Regions from separate parts of the Mus musculus genome. Here region 1 is linked to region 2. The links are chromatin loops, found by intact Hi-C in ENCODE. Cell type or tissue: heart. All regions are shown on one strand.

The links. Hi-C counts contacts between places; a loop is a spot of excess contacts. Peaks named below come from ENCODE experiments on the same cell type or tissue, not always from the same donor. Only the 100,000 strongest peaks of a DNase experiment are listed, where the experiment ranks them.
Region 1: it touches region 2 in a loop (3.0-fold over the local background); 8 of 42 quality-filtered maps call a loop at or near these places.

Annotation. Positions count from the first base shown.
Region 1 is chr2:27,754,976-27,762,975 of GRCm38, reverse strand. Rxra (retinoid X receptor alpha) reads right to left here. Exons shown (of 10, transcript NM_011305.3): 8 at 6,686-6,777; 9 at 5,110-5,215; 10 at 1-3,435. The coding sequence ends at 3,288. Among named protein-coding and RNA genes, the nearest start is that of Gm39777, 79 kb to the left of the region's middle. In heart, no CTCF peak of the experiment used is centred here; DNase peaks (open chromatin) are centred at 275, 3,345, 3,725, 4,395 and 2 weaker places; H3K27ac peaks cover 1,832 bases; H3K27me3 peaks cover 4,301 bases.
Region 2 is chr2:27,695,992-27,703,991 of GRCm38, reverse strand. All of the region lies in intron 1 of Rxra (retinoid X receptor alpha), which reads right to left. Among named protein-coding and RNA genes, the nearest start is that of Rxra, 23 kb to the right of the region's middle. In heart, a CTCF peak has its summit at 4,365 (motif pointing left); DNase peaks (open chromatin) are centred at 1,441, 4,261 and 5,574; H3K4me3 peaks cover 616 bases; H3K27ac peaks cover 3,182 bases.

The sequences.
Region 1 (8,000 bases), 59 kb before region 2:
TCCCCAACACAGGACAGATGAGAACCGAATGGAGATATATTTTGAAACGCTCATATTTGTCTCTCCTCTCATGTTGTTGTTTCTTTTCTATAATCCTGAGACTGCTGTTCATCAACCCCCCGGCGTCTGCACCACAATGTCCCAGTGAGTAGTTCCGTGGGGAGTCAGTTCACAGTCAGAGGCCGGCAGGCAGGCAGGCAGGCAGGCACCGAGGACAGAGCAGGGCTGTTCAAATCACCAAGAAGGGGAAGGAAACCCTGCCCGTGCGGCCCCCCTCCCACCGAAGGAAGTGTCTGTCTGTGCTGTTCTCACGCCTTCAGCCGCCTGGTAAGCGCCTCCTCTGCTGTCTCAGCGTCAGGGTGTCCCAACAGTTTTTGACACTCAAAGCAGAAACAAAATAGGTCCCCCACCATGCCATCCAGTTTACATGAGGGATAAAATTACATTTGTACAAAAATAGATTCATTTACCCTTCCCGGTGCGTTAAACATTCCTCTATCTTTACTCCCTGCGGACGCGGCCTCCTCCCCATGGTGGCCGCACATCCCAGCTAAGGCATGGCTAGAGTTCAGGGCACTCCAGCCCTGAAGCATCTGAAAATAGATGCATCCCCTGCCTCCAGAGAGTCCCCAGAGCCCGACTTCCCCACAGAAGGGGACCTCAGGTCCTTGCTCACGAGAAGCAAATGTACAGGAAAATGGGAAAGTCTTGATTAAAAAGAACACAAAACACCAGTAACTGTGCCGCATCTCCCGTCGTCAGTGGGCAGTCTCTGTATAGCACATGTGTTCACACCATACACGTGTGCATGGAGACCCGGTCACAAGCCCCAGTTCTACAACGGGGACAGCAGATGACTAGCCATTGGTTGCCTGCTTTCGCCAGGTATCCTGGGATGCCAGGGGAGGGGGGCTGGGTGTCTCTTGGCACTGTCACCAAGTTGCCCAGGATCCTGGGGATGCTGTAATTTGGAAAATTGAGGGCGTGGGGGCCAAATTCCCCCAGTGACTGTTTCAGGGTGACACAGGCCAGCAGCTGCCACAGGCCCTGTGGTCATCTTCGTTTCTCGGCCACAGGAGCCCCAGATGAATCTCCAAGCAGGGTGGTGACACACATGAGGAATATGGCCCAGAAGCTGCAATGTGGAAGTCACATGACCATTGGTGGCAACAATCCAATCAGGTTGAGGTGGGGATGGGCGCAGGGTGGCTAATGAGCTGATGTTAGAGCTATCTTTAGAAAATTAAAGATTGTTCCACCAAAATAATAACAATAATAATTACAATCACCTTAATTGAGCCAAATTGGTAACACGACTGAAGGTCTGGTTAAATGAAGCTCCAATTTTCTCCTTAGTGACACCACGCCCACACCACCATTGCAAACAAGCAACACTGCCCCCATGACAGTGACAATGAGGCCAAAGGAGCAGGAAGCTCACCAGGGAATCTATAGTGACAAGCAGTGGCAGGTAAGGCTATGTGGGCCAGTGGGGCTTTCGGCCAAGGCCCCAGTGCCTGACAGCCAGCCAAGCCCAGACATGGCTCAGCCCCAGGACTTCCTCTGCTGGAGCCACTGTGCATTCTCTGTGGCTCAGAGGGACAGGGTACAGTGTGGAATGGGGCTGGCATGAACAATGGAAGAGGGGGGTCTGCAGAAGGCACGGTGCTGGGTATGGACTAGGGAATCCGCTCCTCCGCCTGATGCTACTAGCCCCAAAGGCTGTACGGATTTTCTAGCAAAGCCTAGGAAAGGGGCAGCCAGCGGGTCCTGGGAACCGTGCTGTCTCCACGGTCAGCTCCCATGCCACTACATGGAGAGAAGGGATACAGGGAAGATGTTTCTGGAATCTTTTATGGGTGCCTCTGCCGGTTATGGTTTAGGATTTTGAAAAGATGGAAAAGCAATGTGTCCTTCCCCGCAGAGCCCAGGAAACTGGACCCTCCCACCCACCACCTCTAGGTCCAATCCCCTAGGTGGTCTGTTTTGTGAGGACCTTCTCCCTCCTACCTCATGGGAGACCAGCTACAGGGGAGGCAGTATGGCCACACCCACTAAGGCACCTGCTCCTGACAAGCCTGGGCCCTGGAGTCTGAGACTAGATCATGAAGACTGACACCCAAGGAGGCTCCACAGTGCAAACAAGGCTGGTCAACTGGAGAGGCACACTCAAGAGCCACATGGGACAGGGCTGAAGCCTGAGTCTGCAGCCAGCCACCTGAGCAGGCATGACAGAACCATTGGGTCAGATTCTGAGCAAACACTGTCCACAGACACCACCATTCCAAAAGAAGTCCCAGAAAGTCCCTGTCTGTCAGGATTCTAACAGAAGTGGCCAGTCCGAGAAAGGGCCCATGCTAGAGTCCCACACAGAGCCTGTTGACTCAGTCACACCAGGACAGCCACCTGCCATGCCTTCATGGTTCAGCTCCAAGTCCCTCAGGCCACCTTCCCCAAAACCAGACAACAGCCCTCCTCTCCTCCCTGAGCCTCAGGATGCCCAGTGTCCCACAGGACCACTGAAGTGGAAACCCCACTCTACGTGAGCCAGGGCAGCCCTCCAGGATGATTGGTGGTGCCATCTTGAAGACCAGAAAGGAAGATCTGTGATAGGGAAAAGCCAGGCTACTATAGTTGGCTAACCCTGGATTGGTGAGACATGAAGAGGGACGATGACATAAAAAGGAACTGGTCAACTGGGGGACATGACAGAGGACCTCCAGCCCACGCAGCCTCAAGGTGGTCCCAGAATCCTGCTTGGAGTGATATCTCAGGGCATCTTTGGAAAGAGGCTTTATAGGTTAGCTATGACCCAGGAGGATACGGCCTGCCCCACCTGCTCCTTCTTGATCCCAGGTGGATTCCCACCCTAACTGGGTACCAGGACTCTGAACAGGCCAAGATGGGGCACTCCAAACAGAGGTGCCATGTGGGATGTCGAGAACCAGCGACAGCAACCAGCAACCAGAACAAGCCCTTTTCCCAGCTCTTGCAGCTCCAGGTGCTGAAGGCCCCATGACGAACCCCACGACCCTCGGGGTGACAGCAGCATAGCCTTAGAGCCTGATGTAGGGCAGGAGCTGGCCAGGTGTCACACCAGCTCTGCTATGGCCCTGGGCCAAAGGCAAGCATGAGTAAAGATGGCGAGGATGGTGATGCATCTTTTGGGCCCATAAGGACACTGCACCCCAAAGATCCACACGGGCCATCAGAAAGGGCAGGGGCAGGGCTGGAGCTGAGCAGCTGTGTCCAGGCAGGGCACGGGACCGGCACACGGCGGCGGGGGCCTAGGTGGCTTGATGTGGTGCCTCCAGCATCTCCATGAGGAAGGTGTCGATGGGCGTGTCCCCGATGAGCTTGAAGAAGAACAGGTGCTCCAGGCACTTGAGCCCGATGGAACGCAGTGCAGGCAGGCGGAGCAGCAGCTTGGCAAACCTGCAGGACAGGAGAGAGTAAGGACAGGCCAGGAGGCAGGGAATGCTCCCCTCGGAGTGCTCCCTGCTCTACCTGGTGACTTGTAACTTCCCCGGAGACCAGCCAAGCCCAGTGCCTGGGACCAGAACCTGGTCTGCAGAGGAAACTGCCTAAACTGATGCTCCAGGAAGAAGTGGGGACTAGAGAAAGGAGGCTCCTTGGAGACAAAAGAGCACAAGGGGCAGAGGAGTGGCAGGGGTGGAGTGGGGGTGCGGCAGGGGTGCAGCAGGCTGAGTTGCATCAAGATCCTAAAATGAAAGGAAGAGCCAATGCTTGACTACTGTCGGCCAGGACAGGCCTGGCAGGGGTTGGGAGAGCAGTTACGAGTGTGGGCTTGCTCCACGGGCAACGGGGAGCCTTGATAGAAATTTCGGCAGGTAAGAGCATGAACATGTTTTGTGCATCGGAGAGGCCTCTGCAAGAGCGGCTGTCTCGCTAGAGGCAGTGGGGCATGTCCTAGGAAGAGGCACCAGGAAGCTCTGTGGGCAGCCTGACTGGTAGTCAGTCACACGCATGGTACTCGGGGTGACTGACAGTGGAGCCAGCAGTGAGCTGGGAGATCCCCTGCTTCAGCAGGAGCACCTCCCTGGAGAGGACCGCAGAGGCCTTTGGGTTCCTTTACCCCTGGAATGTTTCCTGGGCAAAAGACCGATAGGCATGGGAAAGGAATCTGAGAACTCATGGAAGGTGGACAGACAAGAGAGGACAGTGTGGTGTGGGGACAGGACCTGGGGTCCCACGTGTGACCTCTGTGTCTGCTCAGGGCCTCCCTATATACTGGAGGGGGCTCTGGGCCTCATTAATTATTAACAATGTCTTTCATTTCCAGGGAGGAAGCCTTGTGGCTGGCTGCCCCGCAGTCCTCAGTTTAAAGGCACAAGCGTAGCTTGGAGGCTGGAGAGGTGCCAGAGAACAGGCTGTTTTCTGCTGAGCTGGCGAGATGGGCTAAGGCAGGAAGCCAGGAAAAACAAGCCGCTGCCACCCTCCTGTCCTCCTCCGGGAAGTTTCACTTTAAACCAAACCAGATGAGGGCTAAACAGCAGTGTGGACAGTTAACCATGTGTGTGCCAGGCAACGAGATTGGTTAGTGTGCCCATCTCCCCGGTCTTCCACTATTCCACTCACACCTAGCCTGCACACTGGGAGACTGCAAGAAGAAGCAGAACTGAATCCTTGGAAAACACCATTTCTCCTGGACACCTACTGTGTGCCTAACACTAGACTGTGCACCCAGCACTGAACATGACTAGATGCCAGTCTTCCTTAGGCCAGCAGAAAGAATGTGTTCTCCAGTCTCAGCCACGTATTATGCACAACTGTACAGCACCTACGCTGTGCTGGCATTTCCAGGTCACGTAACAGGTGAAGAACATAAGGCTTCATACTCGTAAATAGCAAGGACCTACTGTGCACTAAGAAATGGATCAATTATCTCAACTGGGTATAGGGGGAAGTGGGTAGTCCTCAGAGCTCATGAGTCCAAGGGCTGCCTAGCTCCTGCTCAAAGCCTGAAAAGCACCCCAGGCTGGTTTAAGGAGGACACCATTGTTTTGTGGCATACAGAGGGCTTTGGAGATGTGTGGCTGAGCCCAAGGGTAGAGGCAGGGGGCTGTCCAAGATGGAGGCGGGGCTCACCTGCCCGGCTGCTCAGGGTACTTGTGTTTGCAGTACGCTTCTAGTGACGCATACACCTTCTCCCTCAACGCCTCCACCTCAGCAGGGTTTGAGAGCCCCTTAGAGTCTGTAGAGAAAAATAGCCTCAGGTCAGAGCCCCCAGACTATCTCCTATCCACATGCAAGCATAGCAGAGAGTGTGCATGCTACACAACTAGATATGGCTGCCCTGCAGACCCATAGCTCCCAGACCAGGAGGATGGGTGTTCTAGAGTCATATTATGTCTCCATTCGGCCACTTGAAAGTCAAGTGACCTTAAACCAGTACCTTGTCATTCAGGGACTTAGTTTCCCCATCTTTCTCCAGGTGGTCATGAGAGATAACCAATCCTCTCACTGCCCTTGGGCCTGGTCCCAATGACAGGAAGAAAGCTGTAAGCCCTTCCCTGAGGATCTCCCCATACCATGAGCCAGGAGACCCCTCCTCAGCGCCTAAACACTGGCCACAATACAGGCTAGAGAAAAACCACAGCCATAGTCATTAACACCATCAGGGCACAGTGTACCAGTAAGAATGCTGAGGGCACTTTGGGGTCTGGGAGCTCTTTAGAATACACAAGACACCTTCAACTGATCTAGTCCCTGACAGTCCCTCCCTATCCCTCGGAGCCCCAGCTGAGGCCTCCCTGGTTCACCATGCCTCCAGCCAGACCACTCAGACCTAACCTGAGAAACTATCAGGTTGGCTCAGGAATGAGCTATCTGGGGTAGAAGCCTATATCCCTGTCCCCCCATATTTTCTACTCACCATGTGCAGGGCTGGTGAGCCCCGTCAGCCAAGCTTCCAACCCATATTCAACCCCTCCCCTGGCAGACAAGGATGGACTTTCAAATACAGAAGCCCATGCATACCCTGCGGCAGCGAGTGCTCCAGCCTCCGCGGCTTCCTGGAGCCTAGTCAGAGCCACCCACAAGCCCACAGCCATCTCTTGAATCCCTGAATTTCTCCCCAGGAAGAATTCCACGCTCTCAGTTGTGTGCTCCCATCACCATGTGGACTGGCCACCAGTGGCATCTGCCACCAACCCAGTGCTGTGAGCACAGGCCTGGGCCACTCTTCACACCACAGCCTCCCACACAGAAGACAGTCTCGGCCTCTGTGACAGCAACAGCTTGGAGGCCCTGAACACTGCAGCTCCAGAGCTACCAAAAAGATTTGCTGTCCTCAAGAGGCTGCTCTGCCCTGTCCCCAAATATCCTTGAAGCCAAGGCCTGAGACAAGTTAGCTACCCTCAGGACACCTAACAAGATGGACTGACCAACTGACCACCAACCCCATCCTGGGAGCTCACTCTAACACTAGACCACTGTGGACAGCAGAGCCCACGAGGCTCAGCTGGAGAGCACTAATGTCAAGTGCCTACTCTGGCCGCATAGAGTGCCACTTGAGCCTCTCCATTACATCTCCAGACAAGTGGAGGCAGGAGATTGGTGTCTGTTGTAATGTGGACACTGGGCCCTGAAGGTCAAAGCATGGCGCAGAGCAGCTGGGAAGACTCGCATGCTCTTGGCCAGGTGGGAGGCAGGAGGACCGTACCAGGGTTGAACAGGACAATGGCTCGCAGGCAGCCCAGCTCCGTCTTGTCCATCTGCATGTCACGCATCTTAGACACCAGCTCTGTTAGCACCCTGCAGGAAAAGGCAGGTGCCAAAGTCCACATTAGACACATCCTCACCAGAGCCCCACCGAGGAGGATCCACTGGACGCGTGAAGCCCAGGACGGACCGAGAATGACTGAAAGCTCTGGGCCTGGCCAAGTCCACAGGAAGTGAGCATCAATGTGACCTCACAGTCCTGTGGAAGATGGGGTCCTCCACTCCCCCAGTGCATTCTGGGAATCTGAGACCAGAGGAGGAACCCCAAGATTGATAAGCCAAGGAGAGCTGAGACGAGACCTCCCACTTCGTGGCTAGTCAAGGTCGCCCTGCACTCAGAGCTGTTTCTTTTAGCTCCAGGTTAGACTTTTCCCTGGGACAAAGCCTCTTGGTGGGAGTCATTTTTCATCAGCAGATATCACATAGCTTCCTCAGCAAGATAGGGACCCCTCCAAAGGACCTTCAAGTGTCCTTAGCCCATTCAACATGTACGGAGTCTGGAAGAATCCTAGGCTCCACTCTGCCGTCAGCCACCTGAACCAGAGTCTCTCTGACCTCAGCGGCAAGGAGGAGCCCTGCCACCAAGAATCAGACTTCACAGTCCACTCGCTTTGACAGCAAGGATAAGCGAGGGCCTCTCCAACTAGCACTTCGCGTCCCCAGAAGATAAAAGCATCAAGCCCCCAGAACTGTCACTTCACATTTCCCAAAATCAGACCCCATAGGCTAAGCTCCAATACCTTCCCCTGCGGAGTGGCCCTGTAAGTTAGCTTGTCAAGGGCTTGCCGCACAGAGCCTGGTACTGAGCTGAGGTTAGCATTTACCTGCCTGTGTGCTCCAGCTGGCCTTTCCCTGGGAAGAACTCAGCCTGTGTACTGTCCTTGCTATCCCGGAGCACTGGTGGGTGGCTCTGCTCACCTCCAATTTCAGGAGCTCAGGGACTCGCCTGCTTCGCCCCTACCCCACTTCTTCTTATGGGCCTGCTCATTCCCACTCACTGCCTTATGCACCAGCCCCAGCGCCCCCAACTTCAGCTGGCAGAGACTGGCATCCAGGGCCCCAGAACACTGAGGTCTGGCACAGGCCCTTAGCCTATATACGAAGGCTGGGCATCCAGACATAAAACAGGCAGTCACAGTCCCTCACCTGGTAGGCATATAAGACAGGCATTGCAGGAGCGTAACTGGCTGGGGCCAGGTGGCCTCTGCATGTGGCTGCACTCCAGGCAGCCTGCTCCTTTGAGCATGTTTCTAAAA
Region 2 (8,000 bases):
CCACTTCTGCTATACACTATTGTTCTAGAAGATTCTGGCTAACAGAATCTGACTTCTGGTTAGGAAGAATACACATTCCCCAGCTCGGAGCTGACATTCCTGGTCAGGAACAGCACTGGCAGTCTACAGCCTAGGAGTCCACCCTGACACAGCCCCACAGGTCACTTCTTTGGGGACACCACATTAAGGAGAATCCTTGTGAACACAAAGTTCAAAGTGTCATTAACGTAATGGACACTTCTGATGTCCATGTGGAACAGATGAGAAAACTGAGGTCCAGGAAGGGCCTGATGACCCAGCCTGATAGTCCCAGCCCTGGACCCCAAAGCTCCCTTTCCCAGGATCCAGGGCCTGGGCAACAGACAGAGGCTGTGGTTGCCTGAGGCTGCAGCCGCCTGCACATTGCGCAGTGAACTCTGGCCAGGTTTCTCCCTGGCTCTGGAATGGCTCTCACCACAGGCAGGTACCAAACCTGTCCAACCGCCCTGACACCCAGAGGCTATCTGCTCATCGCATTTCTCAACCACACAGAGCAGGCGATTGCCACAGGCCTGCAGACGGCAGATAAGGAGCTGCAGGGGCTGGTGTGGGCTGGGGGTTGGGGGTGTGCTCGGGCGTGGCTGCCTCAGCTTTGCTTTGTTTCTACTTTGGCTGTGCCTTCATACTTCTCTGCCCACTCGGGGCCTCAAGCTTCCTGGGGGTGCCAGGCTCAGGGCAGATGGGTAGGGTGAGAAGGCCCAGAGGAGATAGCCTATCAGAGCCATCAAGGGTGGTGGCTAAGTAGGACCCCAAGCAGGCTGAGCCTGGGCAGGGCTGCCCCTACCTGGGAAAACTACCCTTTCCCAACATCAAGGCCCATAAGGGCCATCAATGAGGCCAGATTCCCACCCTCCCCTGTATGACACAGCAAGCACACCATCAGAGCTCACTAAGCAAGACCATCACTGGGGAAGGCACAGCTCTGGCAAGTCATGGGTTCTCCCATCCTCCAGTGTCAGGATGCAATGATCGATGATGGCTCTAAATACATTGTCCCACAGGTCCACACAAATGTAGCCTCACTGCAGAACCTGGCTAGCAAGCTGAATGACTCCCACCAAAGCCAAAATCCAACTGGGTGGTAACTCCCCCCTTATTATCTCACTATTGAGAGATGGCTCAATATGGCAGTGAAGACATTTGCCAAGACCCCTGAGTCCCTCTACCACCTGAGAGTCTCCTCCCACACAAGTGTCGGGGCTAGGATACCAAGGAGGTGGAGCCAGAGGAAGCAGGGCTCAGGCTTCCTGCTTTTCCAGGTCACCAGGGCAAGGAGGCTGGACTGACCCATAAGGACAGCCCTACAGCACAGCCTTGGATGCTACAGAAAGGGTTGGGGCCCTGCCACCATCTAAGAGCAAGAGCTACCCCACCCCTGCCTGGGAGCAGCCCCCAGCCTCCTCTAAGCCTCTGCTCCACTGGAAGGTGGTGCCAGGATGGTTTCCAAAGAACGCAGACTCCAGGGCAGGGTGAGCCTAGGCTGGGAGGAGCTCCCCAGGCCAGCTGCGGGTTGCACAATGAGGAGGGCAGGCTACCTGACTCTCCAGCCCTGCTAGACTAGGGGAATACTTTGGGAGAGGACTTCCCCTCCCTTAGCAGGGTCCCACAGTTCCACAGTTCTAGGCCTCAGAAATCTTTGGGCAACCACAGTGTCATCCATTTGGTCCCGGCTGCCCCTGTATTCTGGACATAGGCAAGCCTTTCCCTTCCCACCTCAGTTTTACAAAGTGGAGCACAAAGGAGAAAAAAAAACTGAACAAAAGAGCAGCAGCAAGGCCAGGCTAGGCAGTCTCCGAGTGAGCAGCATATGGCTGTAAGTCATTCACCTCCCAGCTCTCAAGAGGGCACAGCAGGCCAGGAACATGGGGCTGGGAATGGCCAGGGATCTGCCCCATACCTCCCTGACCTGCTATGAGTGACTGACAGGGAGACAGCTAGAACTCAGTTCTACTATGGGAGGCCAGCCAGTGGGTGAGTTCTCACACAAAAAGGATGCTCCAACATAGCCATGGCCCACAGGGCAATACTGGCAGATGCAGGGTCCATAACAGACTCTATACACTTGGGCTTGCATCTCCCTAGGTGGCTAGGGACCTGTGGGAGAAAAATAGAGACAGAGGGAAATCTCTCACAACACAGGCCCTGTCCTCCTGCCTTCCAGCATACCCTGCTCTCTGTACCCAGATGGTGCCCACGAGATGCACAGGGATGTTGGGCTCCTGCCTGCAGGGTTACAGGGGCTAACCTCTGCTACAAATCTCAAAGTCTGTCTATTATCTCAGCCCTGGGAACTAGAGCAGAGCTCTTTGAATTGCAGAATTCCAAGGCAGGACCCTTAATGCCAACAGAAGTTGCTGGTAGCCTCTTAGCTCCTCTGTCCCCCACATCCACCTTGGGATGGAAGCCAAGGGGTTCTCTATCCAGGAAAAAGCTATGCACACCCCCCTGATGATAGCTGTGGTCTGACGATTGTGAGGGAAAGTCTGTCCCAGACTTGGGCCTATGAGCAGCAACAGAGAAGGTGAGCTCCCCGCTGAGCTCAGCACAGCAGGGGCACCCAAAAGAGAGAATGGCCTAGTGCCAGGCCCTGTCCCAATACTACTGTCCATATAGACTGGACAATGGCCTGGGTGCAAGAAACCCAAAGCACCTTAAATAATGCTGAAGACAGAGAAAGCAGAAAGAGCTACTTAGCCAGACAAGCTATGCCACGGCCCTTGGGGGCATGGTCACTCAACACCGCTGAACTGCTCAATAGCATAATGGCCTGTGACGTGGCATCAACAAGAACTACAAACATGATGGAGAAAGAGAGCTGCCATCCCTGAAGTGGAAGGCCCCAGGATATCTGCCAAAAGAGATTGCAGCCTGCATAGCTCTTCTACAGCAAATATCATCAATGTAGCCTTCCACAATCAGTGTTGAGCCCAGTGAACAGGCATCCTGGTCCATAGCTCTCCACAGCAGCACCCCTCACATGCCCCAGCCCCAATTCACAGCATCTCCAGGTCATTTTCCATAATTGTTCCCAGGGAGACTTATATAGGTGTTCTGAGCTGTCTTGAGTCTCCTGGATCCCACATAGGTGTAGCCTCAGACCCAACAATGAACCACATCTCAAAGGCACCACTGGGCCCCCAACTCCACCCCCATGCCAGATGCCTGGTAGCCCTATGCTGAAACATTTTAGTCCTCCTATCCTGGAGGAGAGTAAACGGTACAAACGAGTCTTAGTATCATCTTCCCTACCTCAAGAAAGGGAGCTATGCACAGACTACCACATTGAGAATGTTCTGAGTGGCCCACATGGACACAGGGGTACCAAGCACCTCTTAGAAGCAACTAAGGGTTGGAGTGAGGAGCACTTGTGACTGGGCCACACGAGGCAGTTTGCCATACACAGTGATGCAGCACACACATGCACACACAGCCCAAGCCACCAGAGTCTCCTCTCTCCACCTCACTTGCCCAGAGGACTCACACAATCAAAAACCATCAGAAATTCAAATTCTACTTTGGGAAGATTGCTGAGCAGGACCCAGCAGCCCTTCACATCTATTTAAGAAGATCAACACATATCCTCCCCAGCCACGCTGTTCAATGCTGTGTCTGTTCTCATAAAACTTAAATACTGTCTTTTTCTTCAGGCCAGAAACCCCAGCCACCTCTCCCAGTCACATGAGAACCCTGTGCCCCAACTCTCCAGACACATAGAAGATCTAAGCTGCTTGTCCTCCACCTGTACTCCAGGAGCCATTGGCCCGCCATTCAGAGCAGGCCTCAGGAGAAGGGCTGAGTGTCCCCAAGGGGAAAGTACGACTGAGGGACGGACCTCCTCCTGCCAAGCAAGGTGGAAGGAAGAGCCAAGGTCTGCAAAGCTGGCTGATCCAACCCAGAGAAGGGATGAGAGTCCTTCATGTCCCCGAAGGGAGGCAGGCTTCCGAGTTCCCAGCTGACCACACAGGAGTATGGGTACAAACAGGGCCAGCCGGCAGCCACAAAGCCAAAGCCACATTGTATGCTGTGGGGCCTAGCCCTCACACTCTCCCTCTCTGTCAGTCCTGGCAGCTGCTTACTGTATCACCAGGGAAGCTGACTCCAGAGTCAAGCCCACGTCCTGGGAGCTGCAGGATGCAGCCAGGGTGAGCTTGGCCCCGCCAAAGCAAAACAAGCATTGGCCAGCTCTGAGCACAGAGCAGCAGGAGGCCGGGAGGCCCAGACACTTCCCCTCACACGGCCTGCTGCCTTGGCAAGTGGCCACTCTGCCTGCTGCTGGACAGGGGCTAGGCAAGGAAGACAAGGCAATCCAGCCAGGTCCTGTGCCGCCATCTGGGGGCCTGGAGTGGAGCCCCTGCTCACGAGAGTTAAATTAAAACCTATGACCCTCCCATCACAGTGCCTTACAGGCACCCAGGGCCCCAATGCAGCCCTTTCCCAATCTTATCCTTCAGATTCTAAAAAGCTACCTAGAGACTAATCCCTCCCTGGCCTTCTCTGCCACCCCCTACACACCGTCCCCCAGGGTTTTCCACACACCTATCAAATTTAAGCTCCTAAGAGCCAGAGCCAGTTTGCCCTCCCCACTGGACTTATTAGTATCAGTCTCAACAACACTCTTCCTTACAGACAGGCAGACAGGCAGACACACACACACACACACACACACACACACACACACACACAACTAGTGCAGCCTGCACCAGGCCACAGCCTCCATCCATCACCCATGGCTTTGCACCCACTCTGTGACAAAACCCATTCCACGTCACCACCTCTCATTCTGATGTTTAAAATTTCATTCACGGCAACAGATTGGTTATTCCATCTTGGCCTTAATTAAAGAGGGCCCCAGAACGACATTTTAAACAGCAATGTCATTTTCTAATTGACACGGCTCCATTACCAAGAAAAATACGCAAACCCGCCTGAGACAGAGTGCAAGCCCCTCCCCCACCCTCCCAGAGGAGAGAGGGACTGCATAGCTTCAATTTTTAATCTGCTGATGAAATATTCAGGGGCCACAAAAGGATTGCGTTTCCCTGAGGCATGGATCACTGCCCTCTCCAGACTCCCCATGTTGGTAAGATACCGAGTTAGGATGATGGGGTCAGGTGGTCAGGAAGATGGAGAACCCACATGGGTAGCAGCTCAAAACTGGCCTGCTCAGCTACCACGACATATTTGTCCCATACCCCATGCTACCGTCCCACTCTTAGCTCAGGTCTTTCCGTGCTCCCCAACAATATCTGCTCTGTGCAAGTAGAAGACTTCAGCCCAGAGGGACTACATGCCCCAGTGACACCCACCAGGTCTCCCGGCCCATCTTGATACTTGTCTGTCTGAGTTTCATATGTTAAGTCCTACCTATAGCAATCAGGTTTCTAGCATGCTAATTTCCCAAGCAAAGTACTGAGAGCTCAGGGTCCACCGGTGCTAACACCTCTCCATAGCTGGTCCTTTACACCTCAAGGCTACACATGTCTGCACAAAGCCCAGCAAGGTGGGCTTAGAGGCAATGACCCTGAGATAGTGAAGAGAAAACTGTTTACACTGATAGGCTCAGGGGCCTGGTCACATACATGCAGATAACATGCAGGCCCTGGCAGTGCCAGCCAAGCCAAGTCCATCCAAAACCACTGTCAGCCCAGCTGGACGCTGGCTCCGATAGCCACCAGAACCAAAGTGCAGAGAGGACCACGACACTCACCAGAACAGGAACAGGGACAGGGCCCCAGCTCAACCCCTCAGCCTCTCGTTGAATCTCTTCATGCCAGGCGTGAAAGCAGAGCCTACCTCCCATCTGCTCCCATTTCTGCCTCTCAACCAAGAAAATGTCCTGTTGGATGGATGGCTCTAGACCACACAGCCAGACTGCTCCCAGAAAGGTTACCTGGCCAGGGGGCTCCACTCAGCAGGTACCTTCACCCCCATGCTGATTCACTAGTGAGCTCAGGTGGAGCACATAGGCTGCAACCCGTCCTCCATGTGGCACTGGCTGGACCACGAGGTCCACTCAGGGGAAAACACTACTAGAAACCACAGGAAGAACTCTGGCAGTCCCAACAGGACATAGACATCAAAACACCACCAGGGTTGATGTTGTCATATGTATCAGACTCTAAGCTATCACCTCCAAATAAAGAGTAATTCTGCCCTTACAGAAGGGGAAACTGAGGCTCAAGGTGGTCAAGGGGTTGCCAATAGACACCACTGAGGAGTTGGGGACGGGGGAGCAAAGTCAATGTTGCATGAGATGCATCATTGTGCAGCAGCAGCCCAAGGGCTCCCTGAGGCCGGATCTTCTATCCTCTGTGGTTTCCACACCCAGTATAGAGAGGGGGCTGATGTTGCCCAGCTGCCCAGCCTGTTCCAGACAGGCCAGTTAATCAAACACTCTCTAAATGATGCAGCCTAATGCTGCTGGCCCAATGTGCCTGCCCAGCCATCTGGTAGACCAGCTTTCCCTGACCCTGGAGCTGATCAAGCTCTGAGCAGAAGCAATGAGTAAGGGGTCCAGGGAAGGGAGAACAGGACAGGAATGGGGACAGGAGTCAGCAGGCCAAAAGCAGAGGGAAGTACTAAAGGCACAATGAGTAGCGCTCACCACTTCTACTCAAGAGTGGCCTGAATCCACTCTGCCTACCTCCCCAGCCAGCCAGGCTCTGTTCCTCCTCTGTTAAGCCTCCCTGAGGGACATCACACTGCAGACTCAGCACCAGAGAATTGAGATGTAGAGCTACACTTCTAAGGGAAGGGAGCATGCACACCTCGAGGCAAGTTGGCAGGCGCCCATAGGACCCAGCCCAAAGCTGGATGTCACCTGTACAGGGGACAACCCGTGGGAAGTCACAACACCATGGCAGCCCTGCTTCCAACCCCAAGATGATGGGCCCAAATCCACACGCAATTCTGTACTAGCACTAGCAAGCATCTGGAGCCATCAACCTTCCCTGGCACCACTAAGGTTTGCAACCAAAGGTATCTATCAAACACTCTATTCCACAGAAACAGGCTATCGGCCTTGCCAAAACAGCTAACCAGGATCACCAGCTGGGCTCTCTTCCTCCAGCCAGGCTTCCTTAACACCAGTATCTTCCTGTCTATTCCTCCAGCTCCCTTTGGATGTCAGTTTTTCTTCTACCAACCCCAGCCAAGCCTGCCACCCAGATCAAATTGTCCCTTCCCAAAGCTATCCAAGGCTAGACCACTGGCAACATGCAAGTGCCATGGTAAGGCAAGGGCAGCTAAGGTAATGGGAGGCACTGGGAAAGTGGTGTCTGCATGGCCAGCCAGATCTTCCCCAGGGAGAGGCTCCAGTGGGCTGAGTGAAACAAGGTAGCCCACTTCCTTCCCTAGGGAGTAAACATGCTCTACTGGCCAATATCCTCAGCAGGAACCAGCCTTTCCCACAACTAAGTGGCACCTGCTCCTTCCAGAGCTTCACTACAGCTTCTATTCACATAGCGTACAGTGAGGGTCCTGTGGGAGCCTACTGACTACAAGCTAGGAAAGAGTCCAGGGCTGGGGAGGCTGGAGGTTTGAGCTACGACTGAAAATCAGCTCTCCTTGGGACTACGACCTGGCCCAACAGGCCCAGTCTCAGTATCCAGCACATCAGGCACAGGGCACCCAGTGGCATCAACAGAAAAGATGGCAGACGTAGCCAGATAAACCAGGCAGGAGCTAGGGAGCCCCCTCAGTGGACAGTGAGGTGGTCACTTGGGTTCAGCTAAAACCTCATCTGTGTGTTGGCCACTCATCTTCTCAGAGATCAGACCAACCTAAGAATGATGGCTCTCAAATTGGCAGCTCACACAAGTGGCCAATGTCCGTCTCCAGGGACCTTTCTAGGCAATTGCCCTGTGTTTACTGAGAGTCAGCACCTAGCCACTTATCCAAGACTTATCATACTACAATGGCAGTGCCCACTTTAATCCCCCAGTTAGGTCATCAAAATGTCC